Regions from separate parts of the Homo sapiens genome. Here regions 2, 3 and 4 are each linked to region 1. A link is a loop called in an ENCODE intact Hi-C map of the cell type or tissue named here. Cell type or tissue: PC-9. All regions are shown on one strand. Region 1 overlaps USP43 (ubiquitin specific peptidase 43). Region 2 overlaps GAS7 (growth arrest specific 7). Region 3 holds the start of USP43 (ubiquitin specific peptidase 43). Region 4 overlaps MYHAS (myosin heavy chain gene cluster antisense RNA).

What was found. Peaks named below come from ENCODE experiments on the same cell type or tissue, not always from the same donor. Only the 100,000 strongest peaks of a DNase experiment are listed, where the experiment ranks them.
Region 2: it touches region 1 in a loop (23-fold over the local background); 16 of 110 quality-filtered maps call a loop at or near these places.
Region 3: it touches region 1 in a loop (5-fold over the local background); 4 of 110 quality-filtered maps call a loop at or near these places.
Region 4: a loop joins it to region 1, with 8 times the contacts of the local background. A loop is called at or near these places in 14 of 110 quality-filtered maps.

Annotation. Positions count from the first base shown.
Region 1 is chr17:9,726,318-9,731,317 of GRCh38, reverse strand. USP43 (ubiquitin specific peptidase 43) reads right to left here. Exons shown (of 15, transcript NM_153210.5): 15 at 1,631-3,364. The coding sequence ends at 2,328. Among named protein-coding and RNA genes, the nearest start is that of DHRS7C, 63 kb to the left of the region's middle. RefSeq lists enhancers at 2,692-3,192, 3,193-3,693. In PC-9, a CTCF peak has its summit at 2,107 (motif pointing left); DNase peaks (open chromatin) are centred at 1,137 and 2,097; H3K27ac peaks cover 402 bases.
Region 2 is chr17:9,926,844-9,931,843 of GRCh38, reverse strand. The region is part of intron 9 of GAS7 (growth arrest specific 7); the gene reads left to right. Among named protein-coding and RNA genes, the nearest start is that of RCVRN, 24 kb to the right of the region's middle. In PC-9, a CTCF peak has its summit at 2,777 (motif pointing right); a DNase peak (open chromatin) is centred at 2,793; H3K27me3 peaks cover 2,073 bases.
Region 3 is chr17:9,642,114-9,647,113 of GRCh38, reverse strand. CFAP52 (cilia and flagella associated protein 52) reads right to left here. Exons shown (of 14, transcript NM_145054.5): 14 at 3,667-4,091. The coding sequence ends at 3,916. USP43 (ubiquitin specific peptidase 43) reads right to left here and starts at 1,597. Exons shown (of 15, transcript NM_153210.5): 1 at 978-1,597. The coding sequence starts at 1,481. It overlaps LOC124903924 (a long non-coding RNA gene), which reads left to right and starts at 1,687. Exons shown (of 2, transcript XR_007065615.1): 1 at 1,687-1,878; 2 at 2,607-3,284. It overlaps LOC107985011 (a long non-coding RNA gene), which reads left to right. Exons shown (of 3, transcript XR_001752790.2): 2 at 57-187; 3 at 397-1,009. RefSeq lists enhancers at 1-19, 709-1,356 and a silencer at 1,665-1,724. In PC-9, CTCF peaks have their summits at 2,189 and 2,390; DNase peaks (open chromatin) are centred at 1,083, 1,833, 1,973 and 2,403; H3K4me3 peaks cover 2,955 bases; H3K27ac peaks cover 2,700 bases.
Region 4 is chr17:10,613,968-10,618,967 of GRCh38, reverse strand. The region is part of intron 10 of MYHAS (myosin heavy chain gene cluster antisense RNA); the gene reads right to left. Among named protein-coding and RNA genes, the nearest start is that of MYH3, 41 kb to the left of the region's middle. RefSeq lists enhancers at 1-486, 487-987, 990-1,490. In PC-9, CTCF peaks have their summits at 667 (motif pointing right), 2,075, 2,277 (motif pointing left), 4,281 and 2 weaker places; a DNase peak (open chromatin) is centred at 667.

The DNA.
Region 1 (5,000 bases):
CCAGAAGCCTGCAGCCTATCATCGGATGCATGGCCAAGGTTGGAACCATGACCCTATTGCCTCCATTCCAGGCAGAAATTGGACTCAACCATTTCCCATGCTCTGTTCTCACAGCCTTCTACTGGGTCCTTCTAGAGGGAGAAGCGACCTCAGGGAAGGGGATGCAAGGGTGCCTCAGGCATCCTTGTTGCCGACCCCAGATGGATATATATCCACCAGGGGTCAAGTGTAATTGCCTCTTCCTGAACCTCCACAGTTCAGAGCCTGGAGTGAATGTGTTACAGAGAACACTGCTAAGGCCTGGGACCCTCTCATGATATCCCAACAACCCAAGAGTATTCTAAAGGTTGAGTCCTTAGAAGAGAGAAGCCAGGGAGGTGCATGTCTGAGTTCCAACCCAATCTCTTGGAGGAGGAAGAAAGGGAGACTGAGCTTAGGAAGAGCATGGAAACTAAATGTGACAAATTCCTCTGAAGAGTCAACAGAGGAGAAAGAACCAGATAAAGCAGGAAGACTCCTAGACTCCTATTTACCCAAGAGGACTTGGACAACCATGTCTTCCACAGTGCCTACGCGTACATCAGTGTAAGACTTGAAGAGAACATGGACTTCTTTTGCAATGCAAACACACAGGTTTACTGGTATACATATTGTCCTCTGGGGTCAGGTGGCTGGGTCTTCTTCCTTTCTCTGTTATCTCAGTTCTACCTTCTAACTGTTGCTCTGATCAAAGGCAAGTTGTCTTTTTCACTGGGGTAAAAAATGGACTCCATTCCTCGTTTTTTTTTTTTTTTTTTTTGAGATGGAATCCAGTCTGTCGCCCAGGCTGGAGTGCAATGGCTCGATCTCGGCTTGCTGCAACCTCCGCCTCCTGGGTTCAAGCAATTCTGCTGCCTCAGCCTCCCGAGTAGCTGAGATTACAGGTGCACACCACCACGTCCAGCTAATTTTTGTTATTTTTAGTAGAGCAGGGTTTCGCCATGTTGGCCAGGCTGGTCTCAAACTCCTGACCTCAGGTGATCTGCCTTCCTCCGCCTGCCAAAGTGCTAGGATTACAGGCATGAGCCACCATGCCCAGCCCATTCTCCTTCTTAAGAGAAAAAAAATGTAGCAGAGACATGTCAATGAGTCATGCTATATGTATGAAGGAAGACTTAATTCTTGGGATCAGGTGTCTTTTTTTTTTTCTTTTTTTTTTTTGAGAACAAATGTTTCCCGTCAAAAAAGGAAGTATTTGCAGAAGAAGGACTGTTTAAGTACAGGTGACCTCAACTGTTGAGCCCCAGGCCTGGGGTCAGGCTTAGCAGCTTCTAAGTAAGAAATGATAGGATATTTGTAAGAGTCGCTACTGAAGAGTGTGCAGAGCTTTAGGAAACGGGACAGTCAACTAAGAGTCTGTCAGGCAGATGTGGAACTCACGTCTTTTCAAGTACAAGCCCTCCGGAGAATGGCCTGAGGAGGCTTCCACTTCTTTAGAAAACAGCAAGTCATTGGAACGAAAAGCACTTTTAGATTTTAGAAAGAACTCAAGTAACTACTTTCTGATAGCAATAGCAACGAACCAAGTTTACTCAGCAGAAATGAAACAAGATCATTTATCAGACTTGAATAATTCAGACAGCCATGCGTGTTTCATGGACAGGATTTTATTAAAATTGTACATAGATCTCATATTTAAATTAAAAAATGGACTTTTTTTCTAGTATCAAAATAGTTATTTTTAAAATACCTTGAAAAACTTTAATACAATTTTTAATATATTAAATATTCACCTGAACTCTCAGCCATTTATCTCCCATCTCTCTTTGCTAGAATCTTGCCTTACCATCACTATCATTCTTTTGTTTTTTTTTTCTTTTTGGCATCTTTAATGCTTATCCCAGAAAAGCATTAAAAATAAAATATTTTTCTTTAAGTCCACAATTTAAAAAAAAAAAAGAAAGAAAAAGGAAAAGCCATTGACAGTATTTGACATGACATTGAAGATTCTTATTAAACCAGCCTCATCTTGTTTGCCCACATCCAAAACTCTTTAGTAAATATCAGTTCTTGCCCTGAAACTGGTAATACTGACCCAATAGCATCCTCTAGTGGCCAAACTGTAGCAAAGCACCCAATGATGCAGGAAGGTTTTCGACCTTGGGTTATATGGACCTTGGGTGTTGGAAGTCTAGATATGGAGACCCCCCACCACAAAAAAAAAAAAATTTTTTTTTAGAGATTACAAGACAACGGGTTTCCTGGAAACCCATTCTCAACATGAGCTGCCTACAGTTGCTTGGCAAAGTCCCAAGAATGCCAGCGTCACACAATACTGACACGCTCCATCAAAAGCTGGACTCCGGTAAGGTTTTCTTTCGACCTAAAGAAAGAGTGTGATATTTGACTCTCTGAAAGGTGCCATAAGAAGCCTGCTCCCCTGGAACAGTCCTTTGTGACATGCCCAGTGCACTGCCTCTCGGGGCCCTGCTGGCTTTACGAGGGAGGCGGAGAGAGCTGGGGGCTGACCAGACATCCCTCTCGAGCCGGCTGCCCAGGCCCCTGGCCAGGCCCTCTGGGATCCTGAGGGCAGGAGGTGAGCCTGGAGCCTGCCCGTCCATGGCAGGGCTCAGCCCGCCACTCACCAGGGAGACGGGGGGCACCTGTGGAGAGACCTCTGCCCTCTCATTCCTCCTGTTCTCCTTCTTCCGAAACACGGACCTCAGAAGGGTGAGTGTCCCCTGCAGGGGTCTGTCTAGCTCAGAGGTGCCTCGGCGACTGTCTTTGCTGTTTCCAGAGAATCCCATATAGGGGGAGGGTGGGCTGCTTTTGCTTCCCATCTGGAAGCTCTCCTTCCAGTTCATGGCCTTCTGGCCCTCCGGTCGAGCTGGTTTCTCATGCTCCACTGAAGGCATCACAGTGAGAGGCAGGTCAAACTTTCTGGGAAGCTTGATGTCCTGCCCTGCATTTTCCTTGAGTTTCCTTGCTGTGTTTGGACCATCTGAGTTTCCAGGGGCCAGACAGTGGTTGGGTTGAGCCGAGGGACAGGGCACCCCGGCTGGACCTCTTTCAATGGCCCGCCCACCATCTTCGCTGTTAGCAGGAAGGGCGACGTTGGACCTCGGCGATGCTGACTTCTCATCCTCACCCGCAGTGCCCGTCAACAGCGACACAATGGACTGGCTCGTGGACCGAGGTCTTCGTCTGGATTCCAAGTACTCCACCAACTCGACGGAGGCACCTGGTGGTTTCTCCTTGGATCCAAAGGACCACCGCAGAGGCATGGTCTTGAATGGTCCCTGCTTGGCTCGGGAAGTGGTGGGTGCCTTCATGCTAATGCTTCTGCCTTTCACGCCCCGTACCAAACGCCTGGGCTCCAACCCTCCTGAAAGAGACAGAGAGACTGTCAGTGTACAAGCCACCCTACAGCTGAAATGCCAGTCATCTAACGTTCACTGAGCACCTCTGATGTGGGAGGCACTGTGCTGGGCACTGGAGACACAGCAGTGAAGAAGCCACATAGGGTTCCTGCCTTTGGGGAACAGCAACGGTTTCACCCACTCTTCCTCAATATCCACTTACACGTTTGAAGCCACAGGGTAAGCCAGTGCCAAAGAAGGTATCTACATGCCGGGCAGCACAGACACCTGGCAAAGCTCAGTCTCACGGGCATCTAGCCTTAAGAATGAACATCAGTTTCATCTATCTTTAAATATTCCTATGAAACGGAATGCCCAGCAAAAGTTCCTGCTTTTCTAGGTCATATTAGGTCCTTGTACCTTTCAAATGCAAGAATCTCAGATATCCTACCCTGGGCTAAAAAAGAAAAAAAAAATGGAATTAAAAAAATATGGTGAAAACCACAATTACTTTTGCACCAACCTATACAACTTGTAAAAATATATACACGTGCATGTATTATGCATGCATGTGAAAACATACAAATAAGAATAGAGAAATAGATGCCAAAAACAAGGTGTGGATAGGGCCATGGCAGTGCTGTTTGTGATGGATTTTTTTTCTTAATTCTTTCCTATATCTCCACATTTCTAAAAGGAACATATGTACAACCAAGGTTGTGTATTTTTGCTTAAGAAATTCTCAGTCTTGGGAGGCTGAGGCAGGTGGGTCACAAGGTCAGGAGTTCGAGACCAGCCTGACCAACATGGTGAAACCCCATCTCTACTAAAATACAAAAATTAGCTGGGCGTGGTGGCACATGCCTATAATCCCAGCTACTCAGGAGGCTGAGGCAGGAGAATCACTTGAACCCGGGAGGTGGAGGTGGAGGTTGCAGTGAGCTGAGATCATGCCACTGCACTCCAGCCTGGGTGACAGAGCAAGACTCCATCTCCAAAAAAAAAAAGAAAGAAATTCTCAGTCATCAGTCACTGTACCATTAAAATGCCTTGTTTTACATGATGTCTGCAATCATTGAGAAAGAAATCTTCAGCTAAAACACACAATCCACCTGGCGCAACTGAAACACACAACCTACATGGCGCAAGGACAGTCACACACATTTGGAGAAAGGTTGCAGGGTGACCTCTGAAGTCTGCCCCACGGGTGGCCACTCTCACTGTGCCACTTCATCATAGTGTTTGAGGGTGCTATGGACTGAAGGTTTGTGTCCCCTGAGATTCATACATTGAAGCTCTAGTCCCCAAGGCGATGGTTTAAGGGGGTGATGCTGCTGGGTGGTAATTAGGTCTTGAGGGTAGAGCCCTCGTGAATGGGATTAGTGACCTTCTAAGAAGAGGTTGAAGAGCTACCCAGCTCTCTTCCTGCCATGTGAGGACACATGAAGCTGTCTGCAGCCGGGAAGAACCTCTCCAGGGCCCCATCATGCTGGCACCCTGATCTCAGACTTCCAGCCTGCAGGACTGTGGGGAAGAAATGTCTGTTGTGGATAAGCTGCCCAGGCGTGGTATTCTGTTCTAACAGCCTGAATGAACAATGAAACAGAGAAGCTCCAAAAGGGAGCAGAACTCCTGCCATAAAAAGCCCCCTGTCAGCGGCAC
Region 2 (5,000 bases), 200 kb before region 1:
CTAAAGAGCTGGGTTGGAAGAGGGAACAGAGCTGCTACAGCTCCCCATGGCTTAGTGTGCCCCAAGATTGAGTTGACACCCAGATGTGAGTGAGAATTCCCAGCCAGTGAAGGCATGCTAACTAACCTCATTACACCAAGCGCTTCAGTAGAAAATTGCTACTCAAGTCCTGGCAGAGAAGGGAACTCCGTGAATGGATCTTTTTCCTGCATTGCATCCAAAACAGCAAGTTATTTTTCAGCTGCAGATCATGAGTAGCTTTCCCCTCAAGGCCTCCCTTCCCCTGTCGGGGCCCCCAGCAGCTCCATTCTCTGCTGTGGTAGAAACTTCCATTGACTGGGAAGATCCTGGGCGGGCTGCCATTGTGATGGGGTGGGGCTGGGAGCCAGAGTTGCGAGCTTTGGAAAGGTCACCTGCTGGGTCCCCGGGAATCTTGGTGGCATTTACTCCCCATCAGCAGGACCCCTGATTCTTGATTGTTTAGAGTGCTCAACAGGTGGCAAAACTCTCTCCGACGTGGTAGTGGTGACATAAGTGGTGTGGATGGCTGTGTGCAGGATATAACTCATTGCCGTCAACCACCACGCGAGATAGCATACACATTTCACAGTGAGAAGAGGTGGGGTGAGATCACAGCCCATGGTCACACAGCCAGGTGGGTTCAGTCACAGAGGAAGCAAAGGAAAGGACTGAGCGAATGGGAGACTTGGTCCCCAGAGCTTTTCTTCCAGCAGCTCCCCTGCTTTGGCAGACCAATGGCATTGAAAACACAGCCTCTTCTTGAGCCTGTGCCTTTCCAGGGGTTGCCAATGGGCTACTGCAGACTGGCCCTGGACAACCACATGCTCAGAACATTTTAAGTTAGTGTTCAGGACACAGGGTGGACCTCACCATTCAGTTGACAGGAAGCTCATGAAGACCCGTCATGCAAAACAGACTTTGCTACGAGAGGCTCTCGGCTGCTTCCAGCCTGTCGGTCAGTGTTGGTGGCCTCAAGCGGTCATCGCAGCAGCCTAGTGGTTTTATGGCGATTCCTTGAGAAGAAAGTGGCTCCAAGGATGTATTTGACTGCCATGAATAATATAGCTCCATATGCCAAAAACCGTTTTTAATGTCTGCTCCAAAAGACTTATTGAAATTCTGCTCTGAATGCTCTGTGTCAGGGGTAAAAGCTCTTTAAGAAATGCAATTTTGTTGCAGCAATTTTTGTGGTTTTTCTGGTCCATTAGCTCAAGCCATTGCTAATAGCAACAGATTGCTAAAGAAATGAGAGAGCCGTATACAAAGAAAGTTATACCTGGCTCCTGCTGAAGAAGGGAGAAGAGCAGAATTCCTTCTGCTGATAGAAAATCTCATGCGGTAGAGGCTCTGCGTTCCATCAGAAGATTTAGGGGACAGGAGTGAGGAGACATGAGTTGTATCTCAGTATTGTCACTAACAAGCTCTGTGACCTTGAGCAAGTCACTTAGCTCCCCTGGGGTTTCATTTCTTCACATATGAAATGAAGAATTCAGACCAGATCAGTCTCTTTACACTTATCTGACAGTGACTTACAATGATGCATTTTATGTGAGCATTCAGAACCTGTCTGTAGGTATCCACTCCGATATCTGCACACAGACATTCACACACATCTGTAGCTGAAACAAACGTTTCATAAAACAGTATTTATCCTCCTACTTAAAATGTACTCTGGTATTTTCTGTTCAAGTCTGGTCTGTTCTCACCAAAAAGCTGGTCCTGGCCCATTAAATCGATTTCACAACTCTCGGCCGCACACCGTCTGAAAAATATCAGACTAGACAGTGTCTGAAATTCCTACCAACTTGGAACTTCTCTTATTCTCTTCTGATGTGTGAGATGAAAAGGAAGCAAAGAGAGCGAGAGTTTTGGAAAGAAAAACTGATGGGCCATGACAGGCCGGCCTGAGTCTGTGAGGACACTTTGAGGAAGGACTTCTGATTCCTGGTTCAACAGAGATGCTTAAAAGTTAAGAATGGGTACTAAAGATACCAGCCTAACCATTTTAAAGGAAAAAAAAAACTGTCTTTTAAAAGTACTTAATATCGTCGGGCACAGTGGCTCACACCTGTAATCCCAGCACTTTGGGAGGCCGAGGCGGGCGGATCATGAGGTCAGGAGATCAAGACCATCCTGGCTAACATGGTGAAACCCCGTCTCTACTAAAAATACAAAAAAAAATTAGCCAGGTTTGGTGGCGGGTGCCTGTAATCCCAGCTACTTGGGAGGCTGAGGCAGGAGAACGGCTTGAACCTGGGAGGTGGAGCTTGCAGTGAGCCAAGATTGCGCCATTGCACTCCAGCCTGGGAGACAGAGTGAGACTCCGTCTCAAAAAAATAAATAAATAAATAAAATACTTGATGTCTGTAGCGAGATGGAGATGCCAGGCATCCTCATCTGTGGAATCAAATCACTTGTGATAGTTAGCAGCGTCACGCTTCCAGAATGTCATTTGAATTTGGGGAAAGCTTCCTGGCATATTGGCAGGTTCATGGGCTTTTCCCCAGACCACAGAACCTGGGGCTGGGGTCCAGGAAACCTTAATGTTGAAAACTCTTCAGGTCATTCCTGGGCGTATTAAAGCCTGAAAGTCACTTGCTTTCCATGTCCTTAGAGACCCCGGAGTTTCTGAGTCAGCAGGCTGAGCTAACTCTCCCAGATTCCCGGAGTCGTACAGCTGCTCCTACTCAGCAAATGCCAAACCTATATACGTGGGAAAGGGGTTTATTTATTCTCGTAAGCTCTCAAGATTTTTGTAGCATCCTGCAAACTGCCGCCAGGTGGGGATGTTTTCCTATACAGGGAAGGTTCCAGGGGCTCAAAAAAAATAGTAGGACATATTTACAACTAACACGAGGAGGAGAGAGGGGTGTTTGGATGGCCAGTTCTCTGTTAGTCTGTGACGGTCATCCAGCGACAAAGCTGTCTTCTTGTCACCCAGGGGATTGAGCTCTGAAGAGTTTGTCATTCTCTCTACAAACACAGAAGGGGCACCCACCCAGCCCCAGCCCAGGTCAGACACTGGGCACAGCAGTGCTCAACCCAGATGGGGCCCCTGCCCGCTTGGAGCTCCCAGCCCCGTGTAAGTCAGTTGCTTAGAATAGGGACACCTAAGTCCTGGTTGTATCCAGAGAAAAAGATATTGTACAGCAAAAACCTGAGGGAGAGGAGAGAAGTCACAGAACCCTCGTTGGGATATCATCTGTCCAGGGAAGTTGAGCTGTGCTCCCTAGAGACACCTCTAAGACCGGTGGAGGCAGATTTGCGGTGGTGGGGTGGTCATAGGTTGAAGAGAGTTGCCTGATTCCAGGCAGTGGGGTGGGAGGGGTGCACAGGGCTAGGGTGCCACCTGGCTTTGACCACAGCAGGTCCCGTTGATCTGTTTTCTTATAAATGTTATGGGCTGGGCACGGTGGCTCACGCCTGTAATCCCAGCACTTTGGGAGGCCGAGGCGGGCGGATCACGAGGTCAGGAGATCGAGACCATCCTGACTAACACGGTGAAACCCCATCTCTACTAAAAATACAAAAAAAAAAAAAAAATTAGCCGGGCGTGGTGGCAGGTGCCTGTAGTCCCAGCTACTCGGGAGGCTGAGACAGGAGAATGGCGTGAACCTGGAAGGCGAGGCTTGCAGTGAGCCGAGATCGCGTCGCTGCACTCCAGCCTGGGCGACAGAGCGAGACTCTGTCTCAAAAAAATAAATAAATAAATAAAAAATAAATAAATGTTATGCTCACAAACAAAAGGAACAAATTTTAAGGAAAAGTTCTTTTAAAGGGGGGTGGGATGGGAAAGAGGGAAGGAATAAAAGAGAAGAAAAAAGCTTAAAACCCTGATGCCACCCAGCTCTTCTGACAGCATAAACCCTTTTCTCTGGCCCCTGGGATACAGGGCGGTTCCCTTTGCCTGTGCTCCAGGCAGCCCAGCAAGCTGAGAATGTCTTTATGAGCGCAATGCGGGACAGTTGCCCTTGTGAGTTTCCAGCAGGTCTCCAACAGTTCCCACCATCAGTTCCTCGAGGTTTGGACCCTGTCTAGCTCACCTTTGTATTCTCAGCACCTGCCATGGAGTAGATGTTCGATAAATAGGACTGACCTGAGACCTTCTAATTGAATGGCATTCATTCGACTGTTCTTTACTGAAGCCGCGTACCCCAGTCACTGTGCTGAGTGCTTGGAGACACAGACGCTGATGTGGTTTCTGTCCCCAGAAAGCTCTCAGTTCGGAAAATAAGGGAGAGAGACATAAGAACAAAGCCGTGCAAGAAGCTGTGGGATAAAATAAGTGTGTGAGGTCATTGATTATTATTGTTTTTTGTTTGTTTGTTTTGTTTTTTTTTTTTGAGACCAAGTCTCACTCTGTCACCCAGGCTGAAGTGCAGTGGCACAATCTCGGCTCACTGCAACCTCCCAGGTTCAAGTGATTTCCTGCCTCAGCCTCCTGAGTAGCTGGGATTACAGGCACCTGCCACCACTCCCAGCTAATTTGTGTGTGTGTGTGTGTGTGTGTGTGTGTGTGTGTGTGTGTGTGTATGTAGTAGAGATGGGGTTTCACCATGTTGGCCAGGCTGGTCTCGAACTCCTGACCTCAGGTGATCAACCTGCCTTGGCCTCCCAAAGTGCTGGGATTACAGGCATGAGCCACCGTGCCCAGCCCATTGATTATTAACTTGATTTAGCCATTCCACAATATATACATATTTCAAAACAGCATATTATAAACCATAAATAGTAAAAAATTCTAAAAATTTAAAAGCTGCAGAAGCTCAGAAAAAAAGTAGTTAACAGATGGGGAAATCAGAAGGCTCTAGTTGCTAACCACTTATCCTGTAGACGTGTGTGGGGGCCTCCTGAGCTAAGGTGACCTGCCTAAGCTGAGACCTGATAGGCAGCCACGTGTCAGGGGGTGTCTCTCACCTTCCTGCCAGGTCGCTACCCCAGACTCATCCTCACTTGCCTGGGGAAGTGGGGGTGCCCCT
Region 3 (5,000 bases), 84 kb after region 1:
GGGTTTCTTCTTCTTTTTTTTTCTTTTTTTTCTTTTTTTTTTTTTTTTTTTTGCAGGAAGCAAGCCATGTGCATCAATTATCAGGAACGCTTTAATCCAACTGGGACCCCAAACAAACACCCCGTTTTAATCCCGGGTGAAGTGATACAAACAATTTACAAAGCCTCACGACCCGGCAGCAACCCGAGTAAGTAGACCGTGATCTTGCAGACAATAAAATGCAAGCCCGTGCTCATACATTGTAGGGGATTGAATGCGCCTTAAACAAAAGGATGCTATCTCCAAAATAGCACGCTCACTGCCTTTGCTGGGCACTCAGCACGGTACCTGGCCTGTAGGTTGTCAGATTCCACTGGGCTTAGAATAAAATCCAAACTCTTTACCGTTGCCTCCTAGGTCTTACGTGATCTGGCGAAACTCATCTGCCTCCTAAGCTCCAACGCCACTGCTTTTCTTTCCCTGTCTCCAGCACTCAGCTCCTTCGGGTCTATGGCAATTGTACTTGCTGTTCCTCCTGCCTGGATTAGTCCTACAGCTTGCCCTGACTGCATCCTTCTCATCATTCAGATCTCAACGCAAGCATCACCTCCTTCCTCTGAGGCCTTGGCCTTCAACATCCCATTCCCTACCCCACATCATTCCAGACTGGAAGCTCTAGAGCTGGCATTAGAACACTGTCTGGCCCACAAGCCTTCAATACTTCAACAAATGCTTGTTGAATCCAAAAACGCTGATTACCCTTCAATCTGCCAGCTCACCCCACTCCCTCTCAAAATACCTAGGAGAATTAATTTACAAAGAAAACATAAGCAAGCGACAGCGTAACACATCGACTCAAAACAAAGCCGGTAATCCGGGGCTGAACTGGTCAACGGCATTTAAAGAAGGCCCCAAGAAAACCCTTTCCTGATCGTGCACACACTTTTCAAGAGGCGAAACCAGGGGGACAGGGCGGTCGGCGGCGCAGCGCTGCCTACCTTGAACTCCGCGGAAAGTTGGGGCGTGTATTCGCGAGTCCAGAGCGCGCGCACCAGCGCCGCCAGCTGCTCGGTGACCTCGGCGCGGCCCGGAGCCGCCCGGTAGCGCCCCAGCGCCAGGAACTCGGCCAGCAGGTCGGTGTTGCTGAGACACTGCACCACCGCGTTCATGAAACAGGTGTTGCCGTGGTTCTTCAAGCCCTGAGCGCCCGGCGGCCGCGCCCCATCGCCGGCGGGGAGCTGGAGCTGGGGCTGGGGTCCGGGCGGGCGTTCCTCCCCGGGGCTCCCGGGGGCCGCTGGAACTGGGCCCGGGGCGCAGGCGAAGCCCCCCTCACCGTCGCCATCACAGTGTCCCGGCTGGGGCCGGGGCGGTGAGTCCCCGGGGCGTGAGCGGCTGCCCAGCGCCAGCAGGAAGCGGCTGAACAGGCGGCGCAGGGAGCGGCGGCGGCGGGGCCGGGGCGCGAGCGGTCCCCCTCCTGCCGCGTCCCCGGGGCCCAGGTCCATGGCTGCCGCCGGCGCAGCTCCAGGCGCGGAGCCCCCGGGCGCGAGGCGGACGAGCGGCCAGCAGGCCCTACAGCTTCTCTAAGGCTCCTGGTGCCGGCTACCTGCGGGCCAGGTGTGCGGGGACGGGGCGGAGGCGGAGCCAAGGGCGGGGCAGCCCCGCCCCGCGCGGGAATCCGGCGGCACGACCAGCCCCCTCCAGGGCAGCGCCGGGCCACCCCTACCCCTGCCTGGTGCCGCCCCCGCTGCGCTGACTGGGAGTCTTCGTGGTCGGATTCCCCACCCTTCCTTACCTCGTAAACCGACAGACCTGGGTTTCGCCGCTGCTCCTGTTCCTCGAGCAGCCTTCAAGCAGTGGAAATTACGGAGAAATGAACATTCTGAAAGCGCCTAGTAAATGGTAAAGGCCTGGCTACTGCAGGAAGAAAAGGGCAAGGCAGGCATCTCCAGAGCACAGCCTCGGGCGTGGTGAGAGGCGCGCGCTGGGCGCTGTGTGGGGGTGGGGAGCGCTTTTGTGCACCGCTGGTTCCTCCGCAGGCTCAGGTGTGTGCGGACAGGTGTCGCCACCTCCTTCCAGACCGTCTGCCCCTTGGGGGGAGGCAGAGTCTGTGCCTGCACCCGCCAACCCGGGACCTGAACTGGGAGCCACGTGTTGCCCTGTGAAAAAAGCCCCCGAGTGGTTGTGGTTTGCTTTTTTACACCACAGATTGGGTTAGAATCATTTTCCAAAAACTTGCAAGACTTGATCACCCTTGCTTTAATCGGCAAGGAAGGGGGCTCAGAGAGGTTATCGCAACGTAGGGAGGCCGCCCGATCCGTAAGCAGGGAAACCGGAACTCGACCTGGATCTATGGACTGCCAAGTTCAGGCCCTTTCCAGCCTCAGTATTTGCTAACCAGGAAGTTTTCAGGCTCTCAGGCGCGCCCCCTACGCGGTTTCTGGTTCACTCCTTAACGCACGATCCTTGTTGAATGATTGCCCAATCAGAATTAGTTTGGCCTTGCCCCGCCCTTGATTCCCTGGGTAACCCTGGGCCCCTCCCCCACCCCTCACTTTATCCCATGCAACTGTCAGGTTTATAATTAATCAGGCAAGGTCTTGCAAAATGACTTTCTCGTCAATTTCTAGCTCAGGAAGAGATCAGCACCATGTGAGATGCAGTATTCTAACGCTCTGAAATGTTACTTGTTGTTTAATAAGTGATCATCATTTATTAAATATTCTTGATCCTGGCCGGGCGCGGTGGCTCACGCCTGTAATCCCAGCACCTTGGGAGGCCGAGACGGGCGGATCACCTGAGGTCAGGAGTTCAAGACCAGCCTGGCCAACATGGTGAAACCCCGTCTCGACTAAAAATACAAAATTAGCCAGGCGTGGTGGCGCATGCCTGTAATCCTAGCTACTCAGGAGGCTGAGGCAGGAGAATCGCTTGATTCAGTGAGCCGAGATCGCGCCATTGCACTCCAGCCGGGCGACAAGAGCTAAATTGCGACAAGAGCTAAATTCCGTCTCAAAAAACAAACAAACAAACAAAAAACTTGATCTTTCAAACCGGGTTACAGCAGTTACCTCATGCAAAAAAGCAGCCTTACTTAAAGGATAAATAACATGCTTAAAACATCAGACGGTACTGTGAATCGGAGACTTGCGTTCTGGAAAATGCCATTATTTACCCCTCTCTGGAAAAAGATACCCGGCTGGGTGATTAATACACAAGGACACAAGGTCCATTTCATCACCCTTCTGGTGGAAAGCACAGAAGAAAGATGTAATGGCCAACTCCAATAAAGCATCTCTGTAATTTCATCTTTCTTTGGTAATTGTCCTGAGATCCCCAACACCACACATTTTCTTTGAGAAAGCATGCATATTTCTCTCTACCCTGTCAGGAATTCTGCCGATGCTTTAGTACATTAGTCACTTAATTCTCACAATAACCTTTTGAGCAGGAACTTACTCTTGCTTGACAAAAGAGAAAATTGTGGCTCAGAGAATTTTTAAGAAGCCTGCCCAAGATCTGGATTTAAATCTGAGTCTAGTCCCATATAGCTTGACCAATGAAATGGCAATTAAGAAGGAAATTCACCTCACCTTATTTTTAGAGGATAATAGCAATGCTGTCTGTGCACAGATCATGAGGAAGGTCTGTGGGTTTTGCAGAGTTGCAGAAAACAAATTATAACAGAAAACCAACAACTAAGAATTTATTCAAAATGTTAAAAGTTCTAATTAGAGTCTGCACAAATTATTCTTGAACATACTTCAATTTTAATATGCAATTTAAGAATATAAAATGCATTCTATAAAGAAAAAGAGAAAAATTGACTCAAGAACAAAAACAGAGCTGTGAGAAATGAAGACTAGTGTTGGAGTTATCTAAACTCAGTCTTCAACAGGACTGCGTGCAACGCCAAGGCTCAGAGACATCTCATCAGCTTCAGGAGGTATATGGGTACTTCCATCGCAAAATGGCTCCATCGGCACTTACACTAACAATATATTGATTTCCTGGACTTATGCGGATGCGTGTGATGTTGCCACTGTGTCCCACCCCAACGTGAGTCACTTCACCCTCATTATAATCCCAAACTTTGACCAGATGGTCATTTCCACCTGAAAAAGATAAACACGTATATGGCATTGCTGCAATAGGAGAGAGAGAAACAGCCCTGATTTCAAATAACTGGATCATTTTCAACATGGTCCCCATGTATCTGTCTTTATAATAACACTTTTACTTGATTATAAAAATCTATCTGTTGCAGTAAATTTGAAGAGGAGGGGGAAATACAAAGAGGTAAAATCACATTTCATCCCACTACCCAGAAATAACCACTAGTAATATCTTGGCTTAGTTCCTTCCAGTCTTTTCTCTATAAGTATACTGGTATACATATACATCATATATATGATTGGGATCACACTGTGTCTAGTTTGATACCTGCTTTGTAGTCAATGTACTTGTGAAACTTAATTCATTTCATGCATTTATTTATTTTTTACTTATTTATTTATTGAGACGGACTGTCTGTCACTCAGGCTGGAGTGGAGTGGCATGATCTCAGCTCACTGCAGCCTCCGCCTCCCAGGCTCAAGCAATTCTCCTGTCTCAGCCTCCCAAGTAGCTGGGATTATAGGCGTGCACCACCACGCCCGGCTAATTTTTGTGTTTTTAGTAGACACAGGGTTTCACCATGTTGGCCAGGCTGGTCTCAAACTCCTGACCCCAGGTGATCCACCTGCCTTGGCCTCCCAAAGTGCTAGGATTACAGGCATGAGCCACCACGCCTGGCCGCATTTATTTGTTAATATCCTGATGAATCAAAGAGCTTGGCAGGAAATGATAATGATGTTCCAATCGGCATGTTGTGTGGTAAATGCCCCTTTGAAATATTGGTTAATTCATTTGTTTTGGTGGGAAGGGCATCGCATCATGCAATAATAAAGTGGAATTAAAAGACTGGCTTTTAAGACTTTAGAAGTATGCTGGACAGCCCAGGCCATTTAAAGGCCCCATTTCTA
Region 4 (5,000 bases), 890 kb before region 1:
AAAAAGCTGGGCGCGGTGGCGCGTGCCTGTAGTCCCAGCTACCGGGAGGCTGAGGCAGGAGAATGGCGTGAACCCTGGAGGCGGAGCTTGCAGTGAGCCGAGATCACGCCACTGCACTCCAGCCTGGGCGACAGAGCGAGACTCCGTCTCAAAAAAAAAAAAAAAAAAACAAAGGGGGGGGGCGGCCTGGAGCTGCCAACAGGAGACTGTTTTGTCGCTCGGAAGCTGATTTCTCACACCCGTCCCTGGAAATGGAAACTTGGGCACAAGTTCTGAAGAATATGCAAGCCACAGAGACAGACGGTCTGTGCTGACCCTCCTGTTTCATAGATGAGGACAAGGAGGGGCGACTGCTTCCAGGTCACCCCATCTGCCTGTGGCGGTGCTAAGACTGTGCATGGGAATTTTCTGCCTGCAGGAAAAATCAGTCTCAGCAACACTGACTCTTCCCTGCTCCTGCCTCATCTGTTCATTCAGCCTCCCTGCTGCCCCACCTCAGCTCCGCCCGTGCAGCTGCCCATGCAGAGGCTCCCGTGCTCCTGTGCTCTGGAAAACCCTCTCTTCCGGACAGCTTCTGGCCCTCTCTGTTGCTCTGTCTGGCATCACCCTTCATGCCTTGGCACTAGAGCCTCCCAAAGTGCTGGGATTATAGGCGTGAGCCACTAGGTGGCACTGCTGCTCTGCCAGGCATCAGGGTCTCTAGCCTGGCCTCACCCTGAGTGCTAAAGTTCTTGAGGTGCCAAAGCTGACTGGTGGCTCCTGCAAGGTGTGGGTGAAAAATAGAAGACTCCCTTACAGAAGTCCAGAGCCGTGCTGTGCCACAGAGGAGTAAAGGCAAGAGAAGCCATTTAGGCTCATAAAGGCAGGAACACCCATCCCATCTTCATTTAAAATTTTGTTAATCATGGGTGTTTTTTGCACTAACCTTGATTTTAAAAAGTATTGCAATACAATATGATTAATTTTGATTATTGAGCTTTTTCTGGTTTTTTTTTTTTTGGTTTTTTTTTTTTTTTTTTTTGAGTTGGAGTCTCACTTTGTCGCCCAGGCTGGAGTGCAGTGGCACGATCTCGGCTCACTGCAAGCTCCGCCTCCTGGGTTCAAGCAATTTTCCTGCCTCAGCCTCCCTAGTAGCTGGGATTACAGGTGCGCGGCACCATGCCCAGCTAATTTTTGTATTTTTACTAGAGACTGGGTTTCACCATGTTGGCCAGGCTGGTCTTGAACTCCTGACCTCAGCTGATCCACCCGCCTCGGCCTCACAAAGTGCTGGGATTACAGGCATGGGCCACCGCACCTGGCCTTGATTAATGAGGGTTTTTTGCAGTCCCCTTAGATTTTGTGCCAAAGAGGGTGCCTCACTTGCCTCCCTCTAGTCCGGGCTTGGGCCGCAGCAATGTGGTTTGTGGCCCAGCATCTTGAAGAGTTATGGCAATAGCTATTTTCTGCCTTTACGGAAGGCCCTTTTTCTCTGTGAGATCCCAGTGCTGGGCTGGGGCAGATATGAGGGCAGCCACCATGCCTAGGGACAGAGGTGTTGGGCTGGGTCAGTTCACTGTCACTGGCTGGAACCAACTCCCCGCAAGCCCCTTATTCTCCCTGTGAAGCCCCTTCTGCCAGCCCATACCCGCAGGTCCCCAGAGAGTCCTGAATTCCGGAACTGCCACTGCCTGGCCGCATGCTAAAGCTACCAGAAAGAGAGAGGTCTCTGGCCCCCGGCCAGCGTGTCACCCTGCCTTCTGGAACATTCCCCTGCCCTCTACATGGCTGGAGTAAATTCACTTCCTGGGGGAGTTAAAGGCCTGTAACTCCTTCATGGGCACTGTTTAAGCTCCTGTTTCTTCTCTCTCTCCTATTTTTAGAGGGACCTATTTTGTTGTCTCTATCTTAATGAGCTGGTATGTTTTGTAGCTTCTGGTGACATCTCTTTTAATGCTCCTACTTTCTCTCCATGGGTCCAGTCTCCCCCTGCAGAGTACAGTGAAAGAAAATAAAATGAAACAATCTGCTCACCGAACCCACAGAAATGGCAGGGTCTAAGCACTCAGTCACTCCAAACCTTGGCTTAGAGCCACCTGAGGAGCTTTCAAAATTCCCAATTCCCAGGTCCCACCCGAGACCAATTAAATCAGAATATCCGGAGGTGCAGCCCCAGGCATCAGTAGATTGCAATACCCTAAATCTCCAGATGAAAACAATACCCAGCCAAGGGTGGGAACCAGGGCACCAAAAACAGACCTGGGTTTTACAGAGCCAAGGCTGCCACCTAGAGGCAGGAGTGGGTACTGCAGCCCACTGGTAGGATCACAGACTGGGAGACCGGAATATCAAAGGCTTTGCTGGAGTGTAGGGCGCAATCATGACCCGCAGCAGCCTCAACCTCCCAGGCTCAAGCGATCCTCCTGCCTCAGCCTCTGGGACTACAGGCGCACGCCACCATGTTTTTGTTTGTATGTTTGTTTGTTTGTTTGTTCTGCTTTGTTGTTTTTTTTTTGAGACGGAGTCTCTGTCGCCCAGGCTGGAGTGCAGTGGTGCCATCTTGGCTCACTGCAAGCTCCGCCTCCCGGGTTCACGCCATTCTTCTGCCTCAGCCTCCCAAGTAGCTGGGACTACAGGCGCCCGCCACCATGCCCGGCTAATTTTTTTTATTATTATTTTTAGTAGAGATGGGGTTTCACTGTGTTAGCCAGGATGGTCTCGATCTCCTGACCTCGTGATCCGCCCGCCTTGGCCTCCCAAAGTGCTGGGATTACAGGCGTGAGCCACCGCGCTCGGCCGCACACCACCATGCTTTTTAAAATTTTTTTGTGGAGACAGAGTCTCACTACGTTGCCCAGGCTGGTCTTGAACTCCTGGGCCCAAACGTTCCTCCAGCCTCAAGCCTCCCAAAGTGCTGGGATTACAGGCGTGAGCCACAGCACCCTGCCATAGCTTTAATATTTTAAACCCCAATCTTCTCCCCACCACTGACTCTCCTGTATAAACATCCCAGTAACTTCCAGCTTAAGTTCTTTCAAAGTTATCCCACTTTTTCCAGCAGAAGGCAGCCCCTCCTGGCTAGCAAGATGCTTTGTCACACAGCTGAACTCCCGTTTTGAGAACTCCACCTCCTGACCCTGGGTCTGGGCGCTGGAGACACACACGGAATAAATCTGCTCTCTTGGATCTTCCAGGGTCATTAGACAGCCACCATACTCCTATGAACCCCTGTTCTCTCAAGGTGAAGGAGCTCCAGTTCCTGTATCCTGCCTCCTCCTTCCTAGGCTGGCAAGATCCCTTCATCAGGGATGACACCCAGAATTTAGTCTACAATTTAAAAAAGAATTATAGAGATAATATATGCTCATTATAAAAATACATTTGTAAAACATAAAATAGAAAGTGCCCCTCCCTGTCCATTCTCCTCAATTCCACTGTCTGAAGGATGGACTGGGGTAAGGTGAGGAGGTGCCATTGTTAACAGGTTGGTGGCACCCAAAACTGAATGTCATACCTATCTATCTATCTATCTATCTATCTATCTATCTATCATCTATCTATCTGCCTACCTATCCATCTATCTGAGACAGGGTCTCACTCTCACCCAGGCTGGAGTGCAGTGGTGCAGTGGCGCCATCTCAGCTCACTGCAGCCTAGACCTCCCTGGCTCAAGTGTTCCTCCTGCTTCAGCCTCCCCAGTAGCTGGGACCACAGGCACTCGCCACCACGTCTGGATAATTAAAAAAAAATTTTTGTATAGACAGGGTATCACTATGTTGCCCAGGCTGGTCTCAAACTCCTGGGCTCCAGAAATCCTGCCCCGTCACCTTCCCAAAGTGCTGGAATTACAGGTGTGAGCCATCGCACCCAGCTGAATGTCATAGTCTTGCAGCAAGAATAACAGCGCCTCTCTGAGCCTCAGTTTCCTCCTCGGTAACGTGAATAATTATAGTACCTGCCTTAAAAGATTTCTGCTACGAAGCAAATTCAAGGCCCTGCATGATGCCTGTCACATGTTATAACTATAACTGAATTGTCTCAGACAATGGGTGGAACCAGATGGAGTCTTGAAGTACATTGACTTTTCCTGCTTATTACACTCACATCACAGCAGAACTGGGTTCATGTGAGTTAGTAAAATTAGTCCTAAAGCCCCAGTGCTGAGGAGAGCTGAGGAGAGTGGTGAGGAAAAGGAGCTCCCACACCAGTCCTTTTAAACCCAGGTGCAGTTGATGGAAATGACCACCAGAAGGCAGGGTTGGGTCACTTATGAGGGGAATCACTTTATGGTCTGTCAAATGCAGGCCCACCAGGGTAGCTGCGGTGGAGGCTGCCTCAATTCTAACCACCTTGGGCTGAGCCTGGGGGTGTCCTGTCTGCTAATCTGCCCAGGTCTGAGCTCAGCAGAATCCCTTAGTGTCAGGTTATCCAAAAGTGGATGTGCCCAGACTCTTCTCTGATTCCCGTCTGCAACTGAGGGTCACTGCAACATATTCAGACTCCAGTTCTGACGTCCCACCACAGGTCCTGCACCTGCATCGTGCCCCTTCCACTCACTCACCTGCACCTGTGGCAGAGCAATCGTAAATTACAGCATTTCCCGCCAAGCCTGGCCTGAGAATCTCTCTCAGCCTCTCATGACGGACCGTGGCTACCGACCGCTCAGTGACATCAGCGGCACCGTCATTCAGCAGATATTTCTGGTACCTCTATGTGCCAAGCACTGTTCTACTTGCCATCCCTTCCCCAGCCCAAGTCAGGCCCAACCAAGGATCAGTTTCTCTGACACGGACTGAAATTTCTTGGTCTCTCCAAATTCAGAATGAACCTGGGCTACTCTCTGCAAGGGTGCCCCCACACTTACGGGCTTACCCTGACAACAGGCATAAGATGAGAAGCCCCCCAACCTGAAATTCCCATACTATACTGTAGTTGGACCCTGCCATGCTCCCTTAGCCAAATTCAGAACAGTAACCACTCCCTCCCTGCCAAGTTGACTCATCTAACCTCAAATAACCCTC